Linked DNA regions of Homo sapiens: region 2 is linked to region 1. A link is a contact called in ENCODE Hi-C or POLR2A ChIA-PET data. All regions are on one chromosome and are shown on one strand. Each heading gives the region's core, a stretch centred on a gene start or an enhancer-like site at or near the end of the contact. The rest is flanking DNA. Distances are from core to core; before and after follow the strand shown. Region 1 overlaps GTF2F2 (general transcription factor IIF subunit 2). Region 2 overlaps GTF2F2 (general transcription factor IIF subunit 2).

Region 1 (7,123 bases), core at 1,423-3,922:
GAAAAAACTAACATATACATGTATTGTTTTCATTTAAAAATTAATTAAAGAGAAAGAGAAAAGCAACATTTTAATGCCCCAGGAATTGAAACTAACGTTTTCTGTCTCGGCTGGACCCCTACGCCCATCTTTTGATTTGCTGATATCATTTGCCATGTGATGGTCAATACATGTCTGCTGGGTAAGCAGTAAAATTCTGGGGGCAAGCCAGTTTTGAGAAGCTTATAATCTGACTGGGGGAGACATATCTTCAAATTTTGGAAAGATATTTAATTTCTAATTATCTTAAAAGCAAATAAAAGAAACATCAACTGACCATGATCCTGCACATTTCTCATCTCAGCATCACTACGGTAAAATAAGCCAATGATGAACACTGCCATTTCACTACAAACTCTCTCCTTTTATTAACGTTGAGTATGAACACGAAACGTGATCACCTGTTTAAAAGAAAAACACCGCTTTGTTCTTTGACAATTTCAAAATAAGGAACTTTGGGTTTTTATTCCTTTTAAGAGTTTCTGTAGTTGACTGTTTTTTTCTTGCTATACAATTCTCCTTGGATCTGTATTACCTCAGCTCCTTAGATACGGCAAGGGTAGAGAGTCCTCACTTAAAAAAATTTCCTAATTGTACACATTAAAAGCTAATATTTAAGAAAAACCCTCTTAATCCTCCAACCCCTATTCCTACTGTGAATAATCTGGTTTAATACAAGTTAAGTCTATAAATAAATCTGTTCTTTCTCCTCAAAAAAACAGTTAAGAAACTTTACAAGAATTACAGGTTTAAAAAATTTACCGAGAGAAATCAAAGTACTGTCACTTAACCCCTATTAACATACGGTGTTCAAGCCTTCCAGTATCAGCGCCTTTTGCATAGCATCGCTGCTAGTCGTTTCACTAGCATGCTGGCTAGGAGTCTTCTTAGTCACTCTTTTCTTCTCCTTGATAGTGTCTGTACTCTGGCTTCAGCTCCCATGTGTTTTTGTGGATCCCTTTTACATTCTGAACACCAATTTCTTTTAAGATTTCCTTCAGGTACACCTAAAACAAAAACAAAACCCCTAACAAATGAGATTATAAATGCAGGGGACAAAACTTAAAATAAGATGATATGCCAAAGCACATATGCAAGCCATAAAAATTATGATCCTAAAAGCTCAGCAAGATTTCTCTATAAGGAGGTTCAATAAACTGCCTTTTGATTCTACATGTGCGACATGGTAACTGCACTAAATATATGATCATGTGCATTAAAGGAGTTGAAAGTCCTGAATGCCAACAACTTAAAAGCTAAAACAAACAAACAAAAAAAACACAAAAAACACTACATGAAATACACGAAAAAATTACTGGTCCTCACTCAGTGTGACACGGTACACCAAGGGTAATCTGCCCTTGAGTTCAGTGGCCTCATGGGACTCAGTTCACAGATTGAAACCAGTAGTTTCAGGAGCAGTAGCATATAAAAAAAATGAGCAACATTTTTGAGAATATTCTATCAAGCAGGCATATGACAGGTATTCAGAATTCTCAGTTCTAAGGTGAGTTCTCAAATTTGTTTTTAGGCCACCCACTTATTTTTTCCTATGTGAGAAGGAGAGTTGTTATTTGTATTTACTACTATTTGTACTTTAGCCAAGCTTGCCAACACAGATAAGGGAGTAAGAAGTGATAATAAGGCCGGGCTTGGTGGCTCACGCCTGTAATCCCAACACTTTGGGAGGCTGAAGTGGGCAGATCACCTAAGGTCAGGAGTTCGAGACCAGCCTGGCCAACATGGTGAAACCCCGTCTCTACTAAAAATACAAAAATTAGCCAGGCATGGTGGTGGGAACCTGTAATCCCAGCTACTAGAGAGACTGAGGCAGGAGAATCACTTGAACCCAGGAGGCAGAGGTTGCAGTGAGCTGAGACTGTGCCATTGCACTCTAGCCTGGGCAACAACAGTGAAACTCTGTCTCAAAAAACAAATAAATAAATAAAGTGATAAGAAGACATCCCCTAAAACTATCAGGGATGCAGCCTTGTGTTTGGCTTCTCCAAAGAAAAGAGTCATATTATGGTGTTTTAGGTCCCTAAAAATTCAATAAACATTTACTAAATGATTACTATGGTCATGGAAATGATGGCTATGTTAAGTGTAATATGAAACTAGACCTTTGCTTGCCAATGCTGAAGGCCAAAAAGCATTCCACAATAAGCTGACCAATATAAATTACAGAATTTCCTTCTTGGAGAAGAAAGGAAAGATAATAATATTAATTATTATTATCATTATTATTTTGAGATGGAGTTTTGCTCTTGTTGCCCAAGCTGGAGTGCAGTGGCATGATCTCGGCTCTCTGCAACCTCCGCCTCCCAGGTTCAAGCGATTCTCCTGCCTCCTCCCAAGTAGCTGGGATTACAGGCGCATGCCACCACGCCCAGCTAAATTTTTTGTATTTTTAGTAGAGATGGGGTTTCACCATGTTGGCCAGGCTGGTCTCGAACTCCTGTCCTCAGGTGATCCACCCACTTCGGCCTCCCAAAGTGCTGGGATTACAGGCCTGAGCCACTGCACCCAGCCAAGATAATTATTTAAAAGCGACTCTTTTGTTGTTGTTGCAGAACAAAGCAATCCAACAATAATTTGTGTGCGTGTGCTTCAAAGAACTAGTTACGGTATGATGATGACTCATCCCATTGATGGAAGATGTAATTTTTCTTATTGATTGAAGTGAGGCATTAATAAGAAAAATGGCTGAGAAGCTCTTGTCTGTATATTTAAGGTAGTGCTTTTCTCTAGCATGGTGCTAGACCACCTGCATCAGAACCCTGTGGGGAGCTTGTTAAATGAGACACAGCTTGGGCCTACTGAATCAAAGTCTCTTGGGCTAGGCCCAGGAATCTGCATTTTAACAAGTGCCTAGGCGACTCATGTAACTATATACTAAAGTTCCACCACATCTGGCTTAAGGTTCTTCCAGTTCTGATACTCTAGGATCTTTGAGTCCTTAGTGTGTTGCTTCGTTCTCTGAGCCTCATGTTTGCTGTAGAGTACGTGTTACCAACATAATCTAATGCCACTTTACACTGACTGATATAATGCTCTAGAGTTCATAAAGTCCTTTTAGTTAGGGGTAGGTTGTCACCTAGAAACATAATAGCTGATTAGTACTGGAAGTATACAGAGGTTCCTTCAGGATGGCTCAGCTCTCTCGTGGGCAGCCTTCCCATGCCAGCAGCCAAGCCCCAGCAGATGGCAGCAATGAACCAAATGAGCCCTGGGTTCCCCCGAGGCTTGCCTACCTCCCACACCTTATACAGTTGGCTTCACTAGCAGACCCGTGTGAATGAGTAAGCATAAAGGCTTGAGATATCTAGGTAATATAAAATGCAAGTCTGCCACCTGCTATTTCAAATTACATTTAAAAAACAGGACACTGTTCATAAACTACTTTCTAATTGAACAGGATTCATAAATGGAAAATGATTGGTTAGGCACAAATGATTCTCTGTTTAGGTGCCAAGAATGACATCTTTGTAAAATTCCAAAGAATGGTTTATTATGAGACTGGCTAAGACGATGTTGCACAAACAACCATACAATTGTGGATGCACTGCAATGGGTCAAAAATGAAAAGAACAATTGCCAGGAGCATTTTAGTAGCTCCATAGAAAAGAAGCTCTCCTGACTTCAAGTCTAGTGTGCCCATTTATAATCTAGGCCCAGAAAATGAAAATCCTAAAAAGGGTTAAACAAAAAATATTAATAAAGTCTGAAGTGTACAAATTCAGTTGTTTTCATGTCCACCCTCATTTTGGCAATCTAGTAGAACATATGGAATTCTTTTTATAAACGAAGGTGTCATTCTTTTTTCCTTGTAACAATAAGAATGGAATGAGATGACCATAGTCAGTCAATTTCTCAAGCAACAAAATGCAATCAGGGTCACAATGTACTGTGATCAGGGGGTAGGGGACACAAACTTCCTGATTTTTAGGATGTTCTAAACTGCAACCTAAGACCATTTTACTCTAATCAAATAAATTAGCTTGGCAGGGAAGTAGGTATAAAACATTAGCAGAGAAAGTAGTAGTGACGATAGGGAAAAACAAGGTCTCTGAAGGGAAAATCTCTAAAGGGAAGACATGGACAGAGAACAGAAAGAGCACATGTCCTTCCTCTGTCTAAAATATTCTAATGACTTCCCCGTTTGGGCTACACATTAAATTCCAAACGCCTTTGTAGGCATCCACTCAGGTCTGCCTTCTCCCTTTAGCCTCATCTTCCAACACTCCCCCTCACGCATGCTTCCCATTTCTGCATCTGCGTGCTTCTGGGTTTTTCCCATATGTTGTTTCCCTTCCTTGTAACGTTTATCTCCTTTCCTCAAATCTGGACCCCTCATTCTTTAAGACTAGGCTCAAATGTTACTTTCTCAGAGAAACTTTCTCTAACAGCCTTACCTTAGATTTACATTTCACACCGCACAACCTTCGATGGTAGCTCTTATTATATTATAATCCTTTATTTATATGCCTTGCTCTCCTCTTAAATCACATGCTCCTTTTTTGGGGGGGGCGGGGGGACGGTGGGAACAGAGTTTCACTCTCGTTGCCCAGGCTGGAGTGCAATGGCATGATCTTGGCTCACTGCAACTTTTGCCTACTGGGTTCAAGTGATTCGCCTGCCTCAGCCTCCCGAGTAGCTGGGATTACAGGCATGTGACACCACGCCTGGCTAATTTTGTATTTTTAGGAGAGACGGAGTTTCTCCATGTTGGCCAGGCTGGTCTTGAACTGCTGACCTCGTGATCCACCCGCCTCGGCCTCCCAAAGCGCTAGGATTACAGGCATGAGCCACCGCGCCCGGCCACATGCTCCTGTTATAGTGCCTGCGTGCACATCACAGAGACTCAGTGTACTTATGCAAAGTGAATAAGGCGTGCTTAAGACTAACAAGGCAGCTAAGAGGACTGCTGGGTGGTGGTGGGGATATCACTAAGAAGGTCCATAAAAATAGACCATTCAAATTCTAGTTCAGTTTTAGAACTCAAGCAGTGATCTAGTTTGAGAAACAAAGTTTACTGACTAAACTGTACTACGTGAATTTGAATGTCACTTATTACTAAAATCTGCATTTTAGTGCTAAAATATTGTTGGTGACAGAGCCAACTGAAGAAGAGGTTTTAAAGGTTCTACCAGGATTGAAAATTACTTGGTAATCTTATTTCTCTTTTTAACATTCATATATTCACTCAAACATTTATTCCAGCACCTACAATGTGCCAGGTGGAATGGTAGACACTCAGTCTTCCTCTCAGAGTTCACAGTTTAAGATTAGTGCAGAGGATGGGGGCAAAGAAAAAGGCATATTACGCCGGGTGTGATGGCTCACGCCTGTAATCCCAGCACTTTGGGAGGCTGAGGCGGGTGGATCACCTGAGGTCAGGAATTCAAGACCAGCCGGCCAACATGGAGAAACCTCGTCTCTACCAAAATTACAAAAATTAGCTGGGCGTGGTGGCAGGCCCCTGTAGTCCCAGCTATTCAGGAGGCTGAGGCAGGATAATCACTTAAACCCAGGAGGTGGAGGTTGTAGTGAGCTGAGATCGCACCACTGTACTCCAGCATGGGCAACAGAGCAAGATTCCACCTCAAAAAAAAAAAAAAAAAAAAAAAAAGAAAAAGAAAAAGGCAAATTGGCAGGTAATCAGAAAATATAACAGAGGCATGTGTACAGGGTATTATGAGACCACTGAGAAGGGGGCACCTAACACAGCCCGCATAGAGATGTTAGGTTCTTTGAGGATAGATATTTGATCATTCGATTTGAACAGCAATTCTGTGTAGAGATCTAGAGAAAGGAGTTCTCCTCCTCTTACTTAAACACTGAGTGACTTTCCAATTAAATCTTTTGTCTAACCACCTGTATTTGAAACAGAGGATTCTAGAACTGAGTAGATCACTTTTATGTCACATAGGATTGGGGATATGTCTTATTACAGACTATGTGCCAAGCTGCAGCACAAGATCTGAATAAACTGGCTCAGGTCCAGCAATTCTTCATCAAAAGGATGTGTGGGAGAGAATTTACGGCAAGTCTGAATGCAGAGAAATAAGGGATAGAACATCACAGCTTTCTTGGAAGGAAATGGCAAGGCACATACTTGATCAAAGAGGTCAAGTGATTAGGATGTTTGTTTGCATTTGTGGGTCAAGTTAAAACTGCGGTGGGCAAAAAGCCAGAAGTCCATGGATCAACATCCTAATTGGCCCCCAAGACTGAGACAAACCTATAGTCATAAGGCACAGTAGCCTATTATTTTAGTCTTTTGCTCCTTCCTTCCGTCCCTCCACCCCCTACCATTTCTCATATCATCTTTTCTTCTCCTGCTCTGTCAAACAAATGGAGGACTTAATCTGCATTTCATCTTATCATGCATTTCAGTGATAAGCATAATAATAAATCAATTATATCTAAATTTGTAGATGTTCATTAAAAACATACACCTTTGACAGGGAGATGATCACCAACTACTAATGCTTTAAGTAAGTTAACAATATGACCCTGTTAGTCTTCCAGTCACAAAATCTTCCCAAAATGGTGAGACTGAATATTCAATATGCAAACTTACACTGATGATGGCACTGATTAATGCAGCTGACAAAGGAAAATGCACTATATGCTTTTTATAAAGTGATCCAACCACAAGAAGGGCATTATCGATTCTGTGATAATTTCAAAGTATCATTTCATCTTTACATGATTTTTGTGTGAATGACTGCAACTCCTTTAAGAGATATCAACAGAATGAAAACTTACTGATGAAGATGTTAGTGACTTCAAGGCAAAACATTCTTCTGTTAAAATATAAACTACACATTAGGAAGAAACTGTGATCAAACGTGATATAGTTTGGATGTGTGTCCTCATGAAAATATCATATTGAAATGTAATCCCCAGTGTTGGAGGTGAGGCCTGGGGAGAGGTGATTGGATCATGGGGACGGAACTCTCATGAATTAGCACCATCCCTCTGGGTACTATCCTCGAGATAGTGAGTGAGTTCTCTTGCCATCTAGTCGTTTAAAAGTGTGTAGCATGTCCTGCCTCACTCTCTCACTCCTGCTTTT
Region 2 (7,123 bases), core at 2,069-4,568, 62 kb after region 1:
TCGTATTAGCCTCATAAGGGGTGCACGCATGCGCACGTGTTTTGTTTCTCCTATACAACTGCATCATTTTGGATTATAAAAATCAACTTTTTTTTTTTTTTTTTTTTTTTTATTGAGACAAGGTCTCCCTCTGTTACCTAGGCTGGAGGGCAGTGGCATCATCTCAGCTCACTGCAACCTCCTGCACCTCCTGGACTCAAGTGATTGGCCCACCTCAGCCTCAGGAGTAGCTGAGACTACAGGAGTAGCTGAGACTACAGGCGTAGCTGGGACTATAGGCACACACCACCCTCAGCTGCTTTTTTAAGGTTTTTATAGAGATGAAGTCTCCATAAAATTATTCAAGATGAAAATAACTGATAGAATACTGCACTATGACTTTTCTAGAAGTAATCTCCCATGTCAGCCCAGAATGGTCTTGAACTCCTGGGCTCAAGCAATCCTCTTGCTTTGGTCTCCCAAAGGGCTGGAATTATAGGCGTGAGCCACCGTGCCCAGCCAAAATCAAGTCTTAAAAGCTAAAGGATCTAGCCATAGTTCACGAAGCAGGTTTAGTATTTATCTTTTTGAAACTACACAGGATGTTGCATGTCAAAGAACAAATTATCTACAGTGAACAACTCAAGGGCAGGAAAAATGTCTTATTCATCTTTTCATTCCTGAGTGTCTGTTATATAATAGATGTTCAAGGTTTACTGAATGGGTTTACATGCATTTCTGAAGCTTGGGCTGTAAAACCCTTGGAATTACAATATTGATTCTGAGGGGAAAAAAAATGTGCTCATCCTATAGTATTAACCTTAGTTCTAACAGGAAATGACATCTTTAATTCCTTATCCAAGCTAAAGTACATTTATGTATCATGATATGTTATACTAAAGACATGCCATTTTAAAGAGAAGGGGGCTTCTTTCATTGAGATTCTAAAATTAACTTGGAATACATTAAATAAAAGTCAATTCAATTTTATAAGGACTCAACAAATAAAAAACTTAACAAGGGAAGGGCCCTTGTTAAATTCCCAAATAAACAAAATCCCAAAGGATTTTGTTTGTATTGTATGTATTCCTTTTGTTAACAGAAAAACATTGTTAACTTCAGATAAATCTCCTAAAATGAAAGAGGCTAAAAAGGTTATGATAAACATTCATTCGTGCAATGAATACTTACTGAGCACTATTATGTATGAGACACTATGCTAGGTGGTGGAGATATAGTCAGTATGTCATAATTAATTAATTAAGGTAGTCACACAATGGTAAGTGTTAAGAATACAATAAACCTGAGTAATGTCATAGCACATAATTAGGTGGTGGTAGTGGCGGCGGTGGGGAGAAGTCTATACTATTTCACCCAGCAGTGGTCGAGAAAGGCCCATCTGAGGAGGTTCCATATAAACTGAGAGAACTGCATGGTTGGAAGGGGGCTACCAACTGAAGATCTGATGAAAGATATGTGTTTAGACAGAAAGAAGGGCCCTGAGATGGGACTATACTTGTTCTTTTTGACAGATAAAAGGTGGCAACTATGGCTGCTGTCTAATGAATGAGATGTGTAGTGGAAGAAGAGGTTAAAAAAGCTTCAGGATCAGATCAAAGTTCTGAAGGCCAGATGATGCAGGATTTGTACATTTTATTTTAACTGCAATAAGCAGGGAAGTGGTATGACTAGATCTACACTAATGAGTCTGACCTGTGAGGGATGGTCCATAGGGGGAAGGAAGGAGCTACTACTTAGGAGGTTACTGCAGTAGTGGAGGCAGGGCCAGCTTCATGAAGAGGGAGCCTGTGCAGTCATACTGGGACCCCACTTGGAAGGGCCCTGAGCTTGATTTAATGCTCCACTGTCACTGATTTCATTTTTATTAAAATTTCTATAGTTTTGGGGGGTACAGATGGTTTTTGGTTACATGGATAAGTCCCTCAGTGGTCTTTTTGAAATTTTTAATAATGTATGAACAAAAGGCCCCATATTTTCATTTTGCACTAGGTCCTGCAGATTATATAGTCAGTCCTGAACTTATATTCTGGAGCAAAAATGGCAGCTTAGAATAGTGTAGTAGGATTCAGGGTGTATTGTGTTGGTACAACTAACAGGACTTGGTCATTGACTAGATGTGTCTTGTCAAGAAAAGAAGAATCATGGATAACTCCCAGGTTTTTTACCTGAGAAACTGCGTAAAAAATGGGTAAGACTGGGGGCAGGGAGGACACTGCATTAGAGGTGGGCTAACAACCAAGAATTCAATTTTACGCATGTGAAGTTAAAACACGAAGGAGACATCCAAGTAGAGCTCTGAAGGGGAATGGTGTACATGAGTGTAAAGCTCAGGAGAGAGGTCTAGAGGGGTCTAGGCCAGAGATACAAATTCTGGGGTTTCTCTCTCTATATATATACACACACAGACACACACACACACACACACACACACACACATACATTTTAAGCAGATGGGATCACTTACCAAGATAAGGTCGGAGGCAAAAAGTTCAGACGGTAAGTAGGAGCCTACAAAGATGACTAAGGTCAGTAACCAAAGGAGAAGAATTGTACCAAAGACAGAGCCCTGAAGGAGACCTAGGAACCCCCCTCAGAGTAAAATACACTCGATCAGTGACTCTTACTAGATCAAGTCTAGCCCGTTCAGTCTGGCACAAAATAAACTACCATCAGCCCAACCGACCAGGCAATTCTATGTATTCCTTTTTCTGTCCATCTCGGCTTTACCAGGGTGACCTCTACTAAGTTTCCCAGAACACTGCTATTGTTTTATCCCTTCCTTGGTTGGGCTGTGCCATTCCTGCCTGGGAGCCCTCCCTCCACTCTTTATCTAGTCAAAGTCTACTGATACTTATATGGTAGTATAAGTATGGAAAATACTTATATGATGAAGTTTGACTTCTGAAATCTAGTATTTACTGCCTGTGCCAATTTCTCACACAGCATAAAATAATACCCTAAATTATTAGTTACATTAAATTAGTATGATCAATTTTCCAAGAAACATAAGATCTGGTTGCTTTTTAATGTTACACTGCTTAGTATACACTAGATGCTCAGTAAACATCTGTTAAACAAATGAGTAATAAATGGCACTCTGAAGCTATGAAATATAGGGAAGTAACAAAAGCAGATAAATCAACTTGGCATGCAATAGCTTAAAAAAGAATGAGTCATTGTGATCAAACCCTGGGCAGCTTGTAGGACACAAATGCATAAAGCCAAATCACATGCTTTTCATTCCTTTCTTTACTTAACAAGTATTTATCACGCACCTACTAGGTGTCAGGTACTCTTCTATTCATGAGAAACACACCCATAAATGAATCAGACAAAAAAGGTCTTTGCCCTAATGGAGCCGCGTTCTACTGGGAATACTGCTCATTGGCATATTTTGTTTTATGTAACCTCACCACGCCCATATATGTCATCCTTTCCCGTTTTTCTGACATGTACTATTTTTCAGTTTGAAAAGTTTCTGCCTGAACATTATTAATTCCTTCCTTTGGGATTTCCTCAAATATATAACACATTAAAAGAAAAAGGTTTTAGACATTTTGAGGCTTTCAAGTCATAAAAACAAAAGTGTACAATATATGACAATAGAAATATCTGGGGTACATTATAGATTAGCAGATCTTCAAAACAGCACAACTACTAGTTCATTAAAACTACCCACACACAGCATTAGAGATTTCACATAAACTTCAGAAAAGTAAACTTCACAGACTCGTAAAATCATTTAATGTCCTACCTCTCCTGCAGAAATATGGAGCTTTGAAATTCAATTCAATCATGCTATCAAAGTTCGCTTTTAAATTAAAAAATCAGAAATTAGATAAAAATTCCAAACTAAAAGAATGAGACCATTTTACATCTTATATGAATCTTGTATTTATTTTATAATGTAACGGAACCATGGTACTAACAATGTTGGTTTAAGTTGTGGGACTTTGAAGGTCATTCAATAAGAGGGAGGAGAGAGACAGTACCAGCTGCTCCTTTCTCTTTTCCTACGAATAAGCCAGGCAACCTTTTGAAACTGAAAGCTGAAAGAGGTAGCTTGTCAGCTGATTCCTTTGGAATCAATCAGATGTGGGTTCAAATTCCAGCTTTGCCATTTACAAATCATGACCTTGGGCAAATCGCAACTTTTCTGTGATTCAATTTTCTTTTTTGTGAGAAAGGAAATGAGATTTTTTTTTTTAAGGATAGTCACTAAAAAGAACTTCTAATTCATAAAATATGAAGCCATATAAAAGTGAGGGACCCACTATGCAGGCTGAACCATTCTAGCTGAAAGTCATTTCCTTTGAGCAGCCTTTTTTTTAAAAAAAACAAAACAAAACAAAAAAACCCCCAACATCTTCTCTTTCTCTACTTAGAAACTCAAAGATTCCTTAAATAATTCAAGTTTTCTTTACAATACATCCCATGGCAACTGCATTACAGTCTCAAGCAAGACAGATAGAATGTAACACACTTAGGAGTCAGGTGTTCCTGTACTGTCAGTGACAAACTACTAGGAATATTTAAATCCTGATCATCCCAAAGTCTAAATTAGTTCTTCCTAATAGTAAGCTAAAGACTTGATTAACAGCATTTAACAATCCCAGACCATTCGGCACCCCATCAATTCAATTCCCTAAATGAGACCCTTTTTCTTGAACAAAGAACATGTGGTATCTTTTCTGCATTTTCAAATGTTTCAGAAAAATCAAAGACCAAGAATTGAAAATTCCAGTGCCTGCAAGGACAGGCAAGTTTATTTGAAATTACTTAAATTTTAAGTAAACTGGTAAGAAAATAGGACACATTGGCCTGCAGCAAACTGGAGGGTGCAGCCCCTTCCTAGATCAGCCTGTTTTATAGTGCACAATGACGTTGTGTTAAAGGGGCACATTCACATGAGAGATGGCAATTATCGTGTCAATTTTCTGACAGATGGCAGTAATTTCTTGTTTAACAAAATCTGTAAATTACCACAATTTTCTGACAGATAAAAATAAAAACACTTGAGGAAGGAGCACCTTTTTCTAATACGTACAAAGATGCCATATGGGCTAGTCAGTGACTGTCCTGCTCCTGCCTAAGGGAATTTGGTCACTTCTGTGGGTCACCTTCAGCACCCATTTTAAATCCTCAGAACAGATCTCTAACAAATGCAGCTAGGTCAGATCTGCCCATTTGGCCCACGAAGCAGAGATGGTTGTCCTGGTGACAAATCCTCCAGCAAACTAAAACGATTCCTTAATTTTGTGTTTGGGGCCAATCTATAAATGGTTTAATTTCAGTGAGTTCTCTTTCTTTCCCATGGGGAGAAAAAAATCTGCCTACTCAAATTACTTGAACAGGTAATCTAATGGCTTTTATTTCACACTTAGTAATAAAAGGTTTAAAACCAAATACCCAGTTTGACTTATGCCCATTCATTCTTAAAATATATCCAGAATTGACAGGCTAGAAAAGATCAGAACAAGATAAAAAGTAGACACCTAAAGACAGACATTGCTAAGGGGAAAAAGTAAAAACAGGAGATGCCTGGATAATAAAGACAAACTTTCCATACTTCATAGTTTTGCCTAAGGTTAACCCTGTTGATTTTCAACTGTGAGTGAACAAAGAGAAACTGTGTGCTGAGGTATTTTTATCCTGCAAAGCTGTAAGGCTTTGTAGAAACACCATCACATGCCAATACTGCTTCTCAGGACTTATAATTTGAATTTTAAACAAAGCTAACTAAAAAAGAGTATCAATTCTGGAGATTCATTAACCAAGGTGTAACTATAAATCCTTAACTTTAAAATGCTCATCTTTGGTTGCTCTACTAGTGTTAACTGAACATAAAGCTGTTAGAATGAAGATGAACAAGATACAGTCCCTGACCTCAAGGGGCTCACAATCTAGCACAGACAGAAACAAAAGTAATAAAGGTAAAATAAAAAGCAAAATGTGAGTAATGGTTTATTTTAAAAAGTGTAGCTGGAGTTTGGTGGACATGGTACTTATTCTGTGTGAAGAGAAACGGTCAGGGAGATTTCCCATTTGAGCTGAATCTTTTTTTTTTTTTTTTTTTGAGATGGAGTCTCGCTCTGTCACCTAGGCTGGAGCGTGGCGGCGTGATCTCGGCTCACTGTAACCTCCACCTCCCAGGTTCAAGCAATTCTCTGCCTCAACCTCCCGAGTAGCTGGGATTACAGGTGGCCACCACCATGCCCAGCTAATTTTTCTATTTTTAGTAGAGACGGGGTTTCACTCTCTTGGCCAGGCTGGTCTTGAACTCCTGACCTCATGATTCACCTGCCTCGGCCTCCCAAAGTGCTGGGATTACAGGCGTGAGCCACTGCGCCCGGCCCATTTGAGCTGAATCTTAAAGCAACCAAGAGCACTGCAGACATTTAGGGACATGAAAGCACTTGATGCACTTGGGGAAGAGTGAAAATGGCTGGCTTTGATATGGTGCACACCTGAGTTAAAATGGCAGCAGAATAAGATGAGGTCAGACCCCCACAAGGAAATTCCTGTTCTATAGCCTTAAAAACAAAAACAAACTTTGGGCCGGCGCGGTGGTTCATGCCTGTAATCCCAGCACTTGGGGAGGCTGAAGCGGGTGGATCACTTGAGGTCAGGAGTTCGAGAGCAGCCTGGCCAACTTGGAGCAATCCTGTCCCCACTAAAAATGCAAAAAAATAGCCAGGCGTGGTGGCGCATGCTTATAATCCCAGCTACTCTGGAGGCTGAGGCAGGAGAACTGCTTGAACCCAGGGGCACAGAGGTTGCGGTGGGCTGAGATCACACGGCTGCACTCCAGCCTGGGTGACAGAGCAAGACTCTATCTCAAAAACAAAAAAACAAAAAAACAAACACAAGACTTTGATTAAAAAAGACGTACAGCCCCACATATTAAAAATCACACATTTGGGTATGTCAGGAGAGTCACTAACCACGGAACACAAGAGACCAGGCAGAAGAGATGGGGAATTCCAAAGAAAACAAGAGATGTTCAGGGTGAGACAACACTTAGCTACTGAAAAAACTCCTTCACTCCCCCTATCTTAAAGTGAAAATATCAGAGATCACAAGAAGGAAATATACATATATATGTATAACCTTTGAGTTTTTA

What was found. A loop is a pair of places that touch in the nucleus more often than their neighbours do. ChIA-PET counts read pairs that join two places held with the same protein, here RNA polymerase II (POLR2A). Pooled maps may share reads with other maps.
Region 2: a pooled map shows a loop between it and region 1 (4-fold over the local background). The contact joins two enhancer-like sites. A Hi-C loop is called at or near these places in 1 of 168 maps with a recorded cell type or tissue (posterior vena cava) and 2 of 50 pooled maps. POLR2A ChIA-PET finds 5 or more read pairs at or near these places in 10 of 52 experiments (A549, H1, PC-3 and 6 more).

Annotation. Positions count from the first base shown.
Region 1 is chr13:45,277,365-45,284,487 of GRCh38, reverse strand. It overlaps GTF2F2 (general transcription factor IIF subunit 2), which reads right to left. Exons shown (of 8, transcript NM_004128.3): 8 at 1-1,046. The coding sequence ends at 927. Among named protein-coding and RNA genes, the nearest start is that of SNORA31B, 56 kb to the left of the region's middle. Within about 2 kb of position 2,672, at least 3 of the 41 ENCODE cell types and tissues checked have a DNase peak (open chromatin) inside an H3K27ac peak, as active enhancers do.
Region 2 is chr13:45,216,251-45,223,373 of GRCh38, reverse strand. All of the region lies in intron 5 of GTF2F2 (general transcription factor IIF subunit 2), which reads right to left. Among named protein-coding and RNA genes, the nearest start is that of KCTD4, 19 kb to the right of the region's middle. Within about 2 kb of position 3,318, at least 4 of the 41 ENCODE cell types and tissues checked have a DNase peak (open chromatin) inside an H3K27ac peak, as active enhancers do.